Linked DNA regions of Homo sapiens: region 1 is linked to region 2. The links are chromatin contacts, found by POLR2A ChIA-PET in ENCODE. All regions are on one chromosome and are shown on one strand. Each heading gives the region's core, a stretch centred on a gene start or an enhancer-like site at or near the end of the contact. The rest is flanking DNA. Distances are from core to core; before and after follow the strand shown.

What was found. ChIA-PET counts read pairs that join two places held with the same protein, here RNA polymerase II (POLR2A).
Region 1: POLR2A ChIA-PET joins it to region 2 with 13 read pairs in A673. The contact joins the enhancer-like site here to the promoter of COX6A1 in region 2. POLR2A ChIA-PET finds 5 or more read pairs at or near these places in 2 of 52 experiments (A673 and activated T-cell).

What each region holds. Positions count from the first base shown.
Region 1 is chr12:123,483,351-123,488,524 of GRCh38, forward strand. It overlaps RILPL1 (Rab interacting lysosomal protein like 1), which reads right to left. Exons shown (of 7, transcript NM_178314.5): 5 at 2,283-2,455; 6 at 830-922. Among named protein-coding and RNA genes, the nearest start is that of SNRNP35, 28 kb to the left of the region's middle. Within about 2 kb of position 2,466, at least 2 of the 41 ENCODE cell types and tissues checked have a DNase peak (open chromatin) inside an H3K27ac peak, as active enhancers do.
Region 2 is chr12:120,436,863-120,442,158 of GRCh38, forward strand. COX6A1 (cytochrome c oxidase subunit 6A1) reads left to right here and starts at 1,251. Exons shown (of 3, transcript NM_004373.4): 1 at 1,251-1,367; 2 at 1,517-1,659; 3 at 3,592-3,868. The coding sequence starts at 1,265. The coding sequence ends at 3,675. It also overlaps the pseudogene LOC124903126. RefSeq lists enhancers at 1,288-1,497, 1,424-1,945.

The DNA.
Region 1 (5,174 bases), core at 1,216-3,715, 3.0 Mb after region 2:
TAACTATAAAATGGGAATGATGATGCTTCCACCCCACAACACCATGCTGAGGACTCAATGAGATATTCTGTGGGAACAGGACCCAGCACGTGTTAGCTTCTTAGTAGATACTGTCTAACAAAACCAGAGGTGTTAACCCTTTATCTGAAGAGTCTTAGAGGTCCATGAACCTCCTGAAATTGTTCACAAATTTTACAGATTTCTCTGGGGGAAATTTCAGGAGGTTTTATCACAACCTCAAAGGAATCTGTTGATGCCAAGAACCACTGAAGTAGCTTAAAGTCTAGTTGAGGGCAGGGACTAGGTCACTCTTTTTTGCGGGGTTCTCCTGCAGCAACCAAGGCCTGACTCTGCATGCGTTATGCAGTAACCCCTGCTTAATGGACAGAGGGCTACATGGATGAGTCATCAGAGAACTGCATAGATGGGGTGGACCCAGGGCCACCTGACATCTCAGAGCTGAGGTCTCAAGCTTCAGATGCACAACCCACCCCTACCTCGCTACCCTTATTTCCTGTCCTCAAAGGCCCAGAGATGCACCCCACCCCCATGAAACACACTCCAGCAAGCTCCTGAGTATCAGCCACTGGCCCAAGCCTCTCCCCTCTCGCCTCCCGCACTCCCCAAACCTCTCTGCCCAGAGACCCCCAGGAGGGACTCAGCATTCAGGAAGGGAGATGAACTCAAAGTCGGGGGCCAGGCCAGACGTCTCAGCAGGATGTGGTTAGTCACAAGCCTGGCCCTGGGAGCAGGTGCCAAGGAGGAAAAGTCAAAGGACACGTGAACCGCCAGGTCAGCCGAGCGCAGAAGCTGGCAGCGCATCACTTACAGTCGCTTGATGCCCGACTCCGGCTGGGGGGACGTCCTCGGGTGGGCGATGGGTGGGGGTTGGGGTATTCGGTTTTCCTCTTCCATTTCTTCACTGGAAGGAGATGAGAGGCGTGAGATAAAAGAGTCAAAAGTTCCTTGAGAACTGGAACATTCCAGAAGAGAAGTGTCTGATGGTCTGAGAGGGTGCATGCTTTTTAGGGGACCCGCATCTGTATTTCCAGTTTATTCTGAAGAGTCCAGCCAAATAGAACCACTCCCCGTTTCCTGTCCTTACACAGGCTTCCCTGTCGCTACACCTCTGTGGTTTCTTCTACCCAGAATATACCTGTCACTCCTCAACATCTCCCATATCTAAATACTACCCTATCCTTTCAGGAAGGCCCAGTTCAAATGCTGCTTCCTCCAGGAGGCCTTCCGATTTCCACCCCATCCACAAACTCGAAGAAGTGATCTCTCCCACTCTCCCATCTTTTTTTTTTTTTTTTTTTTTTGAGACAGGGTCTCATTCTGTTGCCCAGGCTCGAGTGCAGTGGTACAAACATACATAGCTCACTGCAGCCTTGACCTTGGGCTGAAATGATCCTCCTGCTTCAGCCTCCCAAGTGGCTGGGACTACAGGGTGAGCCACCATACCTGGCTAATTTTTAAAAATTTTTGTGTAGAGATGGGGGTCCCACTATGTTGCCCAGGCTGGTTTCGAGTCCTGGGTTCAAGTGATCCGCCTGCCTCGGCCTCGCAAAGTGCTGGGATGACAGGCATGAGCCACCGCGCCCGGCCTCTCCCATCTTTGAACATCCAGTATACAGTCAGTAAACCTTTCAATAAAAATGTGTGGTATTATATTTTTTATGCATCTCTTATCTTCCCCACTGGAGCAGGGACCACCTCTGGTGCATGGGTCCTTCCTTCCAGCTTTCTATTCAACAGATATTTGTTGTGCACCTACTGTGTGCCAAGCTCCATTCTAAGTGCTGGGAACTTAGCCATGGACAAGATAAATAAGACTTCTGGTCTCATGTTGCTTGTGGTCTCATGTGGAAACCTACAATAAAGCAAGCATGAGAGTGAACAGGATAATGTAGGAGGTGAAAAGGGCCACATAGACCATTAACACCGGGGCCGGGTTTCATTCATTCATTCATTTAAAAAAAGAGATGAGGTCTCGCTTTGTTGCCCAGGCTAGTCTCGAATGCCTGGGATCAAGCAATCTTCCCGCCTCGGCCTCCCAAAATACTGGAATTAAAGGTGTGAGCTCTGGTGCCCGGCCTGGGCCCAAGAGTTTCAGAAAGGGGTTGTGAGCTTGTATGTAAGTTCTTTAGGCCAGAGAGGGTACCCAAAAAAAACACTGATGAAATGCTTGTCTTCCAGGGGGTAAGAAGGTAACTGTACAGAAACTCTGGCTAACCTCAGTAAGGAGCCAGCTCGGGCCATCCAGCCCCAGGGACACTTGCCTCTTATAGTAAGCCAGCTCCTCCTGCAGCAAGAACACCTTGGACTTGAGCTCGTTCCTCTCGTGCAGCACGTCCCGCAGCTCCTGCAGGGTGAACCGGGGGCGGTTGGGGTCCTTGAGATCCATGGCCACCTTCTCTGCGTCGGAGATGCTCTCCTCTCCCACCGGCTCCGTCTGGAGGAGGCAGAGATGCTGCTAATGAATTCTTGGCAGCCACTGCCAGCACCCACTCTCTATCCTGAAGGAGCCCAAATTCTCCCCCTCCCGGGGTGCCAGCAGCCTGTGGAGGGTGCTATTTTCAGCACTCGCAGGCGGCCCTTGCTCACGTTCTGTACAGTTTCCCTCTGGAGGTGGAAGCCAGCAGCCACCTGTTCATTGTTCGCCTTCCCAATAGCCGAACCCACGGACCCCGCACCTCCCCACCCGACTTGGGGTTTCATTACAAACATGACAAGGCATCCAGGGAGGAGCTGTCACACCTCCCCTGCCCCCACCCTCGTACATCTGCTGCTTCCCCCTTTCCAGGCCTCCTTTCATCTCCTTACTAAGACCATTGCTAATTTGGCCAGAGTGGCTGGAATCTCAGCCTACACACAATTCTCCATTCCTTTTTCATTTGACAGTAAGTCATATCCATTTTCCCTGTTGTTATGGGCCTTCTGGTTAGGTCCTCTCCTCCCCAGTGGCTTTGAGTATCTGGAGTTCAGTGGAAGCCCGGCGGGGGTGCACACTCGGCCATTTCTCTGTGATGCGGGTGACCAACAGATCCCAGCATCATGCTAAGTCACCTGCCCCAGGTCACACCCACACCCATCCTCTCACCTTCTTGCATAGCGAGGGAGCCTTTTTAGAAAAATGTGGTAAAATATACATCATCTAAAATTTACCATTTGAACCTTTTAAAAGTGAACAATTTGGAAGTGACATTTAGTAAACTCACATGTCACACAACCACCACCTCTGTCCAGTTCTAGAACATTTTCTTCATACCAAAAGGAAAACCCATACTTATTATTTTATTTTTTTCTGAGATGGAGTTTCACTGTCACCCAGGCTGGAGTGCAATGGCATGATCTCAGCTCACTGCAACCTCCACTCCTTGGCTTCAAGCGATTCTTGTGCCTCAGCCTCCCGAGTAGCTGGGATTACAGGTGTGTACCGCCACACCCGGCAATTTTTTTTTTTTTGAGACGGAATCTCTCTGTCACCCAGGCTGGAGTGCAGTGGCACGATCTCAGCTCACTGCAAACTCCACCACCCGGGTTCAAGCCATCCTCCTGCCTCAGCCTCCTGAGTACCTGGGATTACAGGCGCCTGCCATTATGCCTGGCTAATTTTTGTATTTTTAGTAGAGACAGGGTTTCACCATGTTGGCCAGACTGGTCTTGAACTCCTGACCTCAAGTGATCCACCCGCCTTTGCCTCCCAAAGTGCTGGGATTACAGGTGTGAGCCACCGCACCCGGCTGAAAACCTGTACTTATTAAGCAGTCACTCTCTACTTCCCTATCCTGAGCCCTTGGCAAATGCCAATGTAGTTTCTGTCTATGGACTGCCTACCATGGACATTTCCCAGAAACAGAATCATACATTAAGTGGCCTTTTGTGCCTGGCTCCTTTCACTTAGCACGGTGTTTCCAAGGTTCATCCACGTTGCAGCACACACCAGCACTTCACTCTTTTTTTTTTTGAGATGGCATCTCACTCTGTCACCCAGGCTGGAGTGCAATGGCACGATCTCAGCTCACTTCAACCTCTGCCTCCTGGGTTCAAGCGATTCTTCCGCCTCAGCCTCCCGAGTAGCTAGCTGGGAATACAGGCACCCGCCATCATGCCCGGGCTAAGTTTTGTATTTTTGTAGAGACGGGGTTTTACCATGTTGGTCAGGCTGGTCTTGAACTCCCGTCCTCAGGTGATCCACCCACCTCAGCCTCCCAAAGTGCTGGGATTACAGGGGTGGGCCACCCCGCCAGCTCACTTCACTCCTTTTGATGGCTGAGCCATATTCCACTGTACAGATGTACCACAGTGTGTTTATCCATTCTTCAGCTGACGGACATCAGAGTGGTTTCCACTCTTTGGCTAATGTGAATAGCAATGCTAAGAACTGTATTAGTGTGGACACTTGTTTTCAGTTCTTCTGGTTGTATACCTGGGAGTGGGATTGCTGGGTCATGGGCTAATTCTGTGTTTAACTTGTTGAGGAGTTGTCAAACCGTTTCCCACGGCAGCTGCTCTATTTTACATTCCCACCAGCAATGCACAAGGGTTCCAATTTCTCTATATTCTTGCCAACAGTTATTTTCCTTTTTTTTCTTAATCACAAGGAAGCTTTTGCAAGTCAGCCAGTCAATCTACAGGTAGCCCACACTCTCAAAGGAATGGAGTGTCCCCAACACTCCTGAGCCACCAATGTCCCGTGACCAACCAGGAGTAGACAGAGGTCAGGACAGCAGTGAAAAAGCTCCAGAACAGGGAAAGGGAGAGGAAACAGACGTCCTTCCCAACCTCAAGAAAAACTCCATAGGCCCGGCACCGTGGCTCACACTCCTAATTCTAGCACTTTGGGAGGCTGAGGCAGGAGGATCACTAGAACCCAGGAGATTCAGACCAGCCCGGGCAACATAGCAAGACCTCATGTCTACAAAAAAGAAAAGAAAATTAACTGGGCATGGTGGCTTGCCCCTGTAGTCCCAGTTACATAGGAGGCTGAGGCATGAGGATCACCTGAGCCCAGGAAGTGGAGGCTGCAGTGAGCCAAGACTGTGCCACTGCACTTAAGGCAGTGTCTCCAACAAAGTGAGACCCTGTCTCAAAAAAAAAAAAAAAAAAAGAAGAAGAAGAAGAAAAACCCCATAGCAGCACAGGGAGAAGGGGACTAACTCCAGCCTGAA
Region 2 (5,296 bases), core at 1-2,500:
GCTATACTGTGTGTTTACACATAGGTGTGTCTTTAGAGGAAAGGGTTCAAAGCTTTCATTAGATTCTTTTTTTTTCTAATAAAGAAAAAAGCTTTGTTGCCCAGGCTGGTCTCAAACTCTCAAGCTCAAGCAATCTGTCCGCCTCGGCCTCTCAAAGTGTTGGGATTACAGCCATGAGCCACCACGCTGGTCCTCATTACATTCTCAAAGGGGCCTATTGAAAAAAAAAAAAAAAAAAAAAAAAAAGGCCGGGCACAGTGGCTCACGCCTGTAATCCCAGCACTTTGGGAGGCCGAGGAAGGCGGATCACAAGGTCAGGAGATGGAGACCATCCTGGCCAATATGGTGAAACCCTGTCTCTACCAAAGTACAAAAAAAAAAATTAGCCAGGCATGGTGGTGCGTGCCTGTAATCCCAGCTATTCAGGAGGCTGAGGCAGTAGAACTGCTTGAACCTGGGATGCAGAGGTTGCAGTGAGCCAAGATTGCACCGCTGCACTCCAGCCTAAGCAACAAGAGTCAAACTCCGTCTCAAAAAAAAAAAAAAAAAAAAAAAAAAAAAAGATGAGACTGTTGAGTCAGGATTAGGATCCAGGTCTGCTGGCACCAATTTCAGTGCTCTTTATACTTTCTGTTGCTATTCATTCATTCATCCATTCATTCAGCAAATTTATATCAAGTATCTGGTATGTGCCAGGTATGATTCCAAATTACACCATTCCCAGATTATTCTGAGAATGCTGCAGTGCCAAACTCTTGGTATCACAGACTTTATATTCTAGTGGGGGAGACAGACAAAATAATAATATAACGACGAAGGTGCAATGTTATGTGCTATGAGAAAACGCAGTCGGAGGATGGCGAGGAAGGGGAACGGAATTTTAGATAGGGCGGTCTGGGATCAGAACCTCCAGATGCCCGTCCATGGACTCCAACGAAGGGAGCGATTCCAGGTACCAGGGCACCCTGCACAAACCTCTCTTGAGCTTCCGCCTCGCCCAGGTGGGGACGGTAGGGAGACCGGAGGGCACACGCATGCGCACGAAGGAAACGGTAAAGCCTGAAGGGAGGTGCAGAGCGCATGCTCTCTCTTGCCCGAGATGCCGAGGATTTTGACAAGGACTCCGTCGTCCCGGATGATAGTGCTCAGGTTAATGCCAGTGGGAGGGCGGCGCCCAATAGTAACTTCCTTTGGAGGTTGTAGTACCGCCCCCAGAGCCAATTTTCCACTTCCGCTTCCGGCGCTGCGGCAGTCCAGATCAAAAATGGCGGTAGTTGGTGTGTCCTCGGTTTCTCGGCTGCTGGGTCGGTCCCGCCCACAGCTGGGGCGGCCTATGTCGAGTGGCGCCCATGGCGAAGAGGGCTCAGGTACTGGGGCCGGGGTCGACGGGTCGAGCCTCAGCCCCACTCGGGCGAGACAGGGAGGGACTGTGACCTTGGCCCGAGGCCTTGCGGGAGGGAAAGTGAGACCCGGGCCCGCCCCATACCGGCGCTGAACGTTTGTGGCTTCTCCGCAGCTCGCATGTGGAAGACTCTCACCTTCTTCGTCGCGCTCCCCGGGGTGGCAGTCAGCATGCTGAATGTGTACCTGAAGTCGCACCACGGAGAGCACGAGAGACCCGAGTTCATCGCCTACCCCCATCTCCGCATCAGGACCAAGGTACGCCCTTGTACATCTCTTCAAGCGTCCGTTCTCTTTTCGTTATGTGTGCCTTAGTGCAAGTTCTTCATTCTCTGAAGGCATGGGTGCCAGGCGTGTACAGCTTGTTTATCCTCACAAACAGAAAATGTATTTTCTTCCATTTTGTGGATGGACAGCTGACACTTGGGATTACGTCTCAATTCTCTTCTTCAAGGTCATACAATAAGTGCTCTTCAGTTTCCCTTTTCTCCGATTCATCCTACCTCCTGCCTTCTGAGACAGTTCTTTTTTTTTTTTTTTTTTTTTTTTTTACTTCTGAGACAGTTCTGAAACAGGTGTCCGTTGTGTAAAGCCTGGAGGTTTGGGAAATCCAATTAGAGTGGCAAAGTCTGAAGGTGGTTCGCGTAAGCGAACCCAGCAGCTACATGGGAGGCTGAAGCAGGAGAATCCCTTGAACCTAGGAGGCGGAGTTTGCAGGGAGCTGAGATCGTGCCACTGCACTCCGGCCTGGGCAACAGAGCGAGACTCTGGTCTCAAAACAAAACAAAACAGCAACAACAAAACATGGGCATCTGGCAGCTACTAGTTGCATAATGAAGAGACTGACAGCTTTCTCTATTCCCCACCAATACCTTTTCTCGACTGTTTTATCATTGGTTGTTGATGTAGATATATTACAATGTTGTGTCCTCTGTTGTTTGCTGTATCTTTAACAAGGGCTTATTCTGATTCTTCAATACTGGCCATGCGCGGTGGCTCACGCCTGTAATCCCAGCACTTTGGGAGGCCAAGGTGGGTGGATCGCCGGAGGTCAGGAGTTCAAGACCAGCCTCGTCAACATGGCGAAACACTATCTCTACTAAAAGTACAAAAAGTAGCCGGGCGTGGTGGCGGGCGCCTGTAATCCCAGCTACTCGGGAGGCTGCGGTGGGAGAATCTAGGAGGTTGAACCCAGGAGGAGGAGGTTGCAGTGAGCCAAGATCCAGCCATTGCACTGCAGCCTGGGCAACAGGAGTGAAACTCCGTCTCAAAAAAAAATAGTAATAATATACTTGATCTTAGCCAAAAGGCCGAGAAGTGATGAAAAAAGTTATTATTATTATTATTATTATTACATCACCTAGCCCATATAGGACTGGCCTTGTAGAAACTTAACCTAGACTCTTGAATTTGTTGAGTCTTTGAGCGGCACTCCCATCCTTGTACAATGCAATTAGAAGCCAAACAGTAAAGGTTTCTCAGCCTCAGCACTGTTGACATTTGGGGCTGGGTAATTCTTGTTGGGGGGCTATCTTGTGCATTGTGAAATGTTTAGCCATATCCTTGGCCTGTACCCACTAGGTGGCAGTAGTACCTGCGCAACCCCACTCCCGCTTCCCCCTCCCCCGCCCCCATCACAGTGTCTCCCGATACTACCCAGTGTGCCCTGAAGGGGCAAAATCACCCTGGGTTGGAGACCGTTGCCCTAAAGTAATGCTTTTCAAAGGTAATAGGCAAGATAATTCAGGGTGGGCTGCAGTTTCCCAGCCCAGATATTGTTTGAAGTCTGGGATGGTGCCAGAAATCTGCATTTAATTAAGCATCTCCCTCCCCTAATACTGCCACCATTTTGATATAGGTGATTTGAGGATTACACTTTCATAAACACAGCACTGGATATACTAGTTACTAGGGAGAGGATGATGAGTAACTAACTTGAGCTTGCATTTTCTGCCATCCATATTTGTTTCTGGAATTAAAACTGTCCTGTAGCCAGGATAACTTTAAGGGCTCCCCTGGTAGTTATAAGAGCTCCTTAAATAATGGGAAGGTTGAACTACACCAGTAGATAAAGGACTAATTTCCATTTTGTTTTTATATATGATCTGTCACCCCGTTATAAGCAGTTCATGACGGTGTTCTTTCTAAATTATTTTCTGGAATTATCTAACTGACATCTTCACTCCACAGCCGTTTCCCTGGGGAGATGGTAACCATACTCTATTCCATAACCCTCATGTGAATCCACTTCCAACTGGCTACGAAGATGAATAAAGAGAATCTGGACCACTACCCGGGCACCAGGGACCACAGCACTGGTTTGGACCGTTACTCTGCACATGGACCAGAAAAAGTATATGGGACCTTAAGCTCACCTTCTTTACTTGTATCAAATGATGACTGGTATACTGGTCTCCCATCCCTTTGCTTGTGGCAGGAGATGGCTTAAATAAATAACTTAAATTTAGATTGGTCATGAGCTGAGAGTTACTTTCTTTGGTTGTGTTTTTTCGCAGAAATTAGCATTTGAGCTTCAAGTCAGTGTCCAAGTTGAAAAGAAATTGGCATTAGTTATTTCTGTTTCCACAGTGAAGGTCTAGGCTGCTGTTTAGTGTTACAGGTCCAATTCAGCCCATTGAATAAGTGTTTATAACAGCCCCTCTTGGTTTATTGTGCCTGATGTGGATAAAGGGACCAAGTGGAGTGGTGCTAATTAAGCATCAAGATTAGTCCTTGGTCAGGTGCGGTGGCTCATGCCTGTAATCCCAGCACTTTGGGAGGCTGAGGCTGGCAGATCACCTGAGGTCAGGAGTTGGAGATCAGCCGGGCCAACATGATGAAATCCTGTCTCTACTAAAAATACAAAAATTAGTTGGGTGTGGTGGCGCACTCCTATAGCTGGGTGTAGAGGCTTGAACCCGGGAGGTGGAGGTTGCAGTGAGCCAAGATCGTGCCACTGCACTCCAGCCTGGGCAACAGAGTGAGACTCTGTCTCAAAAAACAAAAGATTGGTCCTTGACGGGCCTGAGATATCAAAGACATTGAATGGCTAGCAGAATGCCTGCAATTTACACCTGAAAGAGGTATCTGTATTTCTCAAGAGGAAGTGCTTGATCTGGGTCTCATCTTTTTCCTGTCCCATTCCACTAGCATTTACTGCAGAATCTTCCCTGTAGTCATAATTTTCTTGAACATGTCAAGTTCTTTTTTTTCTTTTTTTTTGAGACGGAGTCTCTCTCTGTTGCCCAGGCTAGAGTGCAGTGGCACGATCTCCACTCACTGCAAGCTCTGCCTCCCAGGTTCAAGCCATTCTCCTGCCTCAGCCTCCCGAGTAGCTGGGACTATAGGCACCCGCCACCACACCCAGCTAATTTTTTGTATTTTCAGTAGACACAGGGTTTCACCATGTTAGCCAGGATGGTCTCGATCTCCTGACCTCGTGATCCACCCGCCTCAGCCTCCCAAAGTGCTGGGATTACAGGCGTGAGCCACCGTGCCTGGCCTCGAATGTGTCAAGTTCTTACTTTGAGGTAATCTCCTTCAGGGCTGGTAGGGTCAGAAATCTTAAGAGAAACAAAGGGAGCGTGACACATTTCTGCTTATTGGCTTTTCTGTGGAATTAAAACTATCCTGCTTTAATGGATAGTAAATGGTAGTAGTAGTAGTTACAAAACCACTCTGAGAGGGCAATTATTATTATTATTATTATTATTATTTTTTTTTTTTTTTTTTTTTTTTTGAGATGGAGTCTCGCTCTGTCGCCCAGGCTGGAGTGCAGTGGCGGGACCTCGGCTCACTGCAAGCTCCACCTCCCGGGTTCACGCCATTCTCCTGCCTCAGCCTCCCAAGTAGCTGGGACTACAGGCGCCCGCCACTACGCCCGGCTACTTTTTTG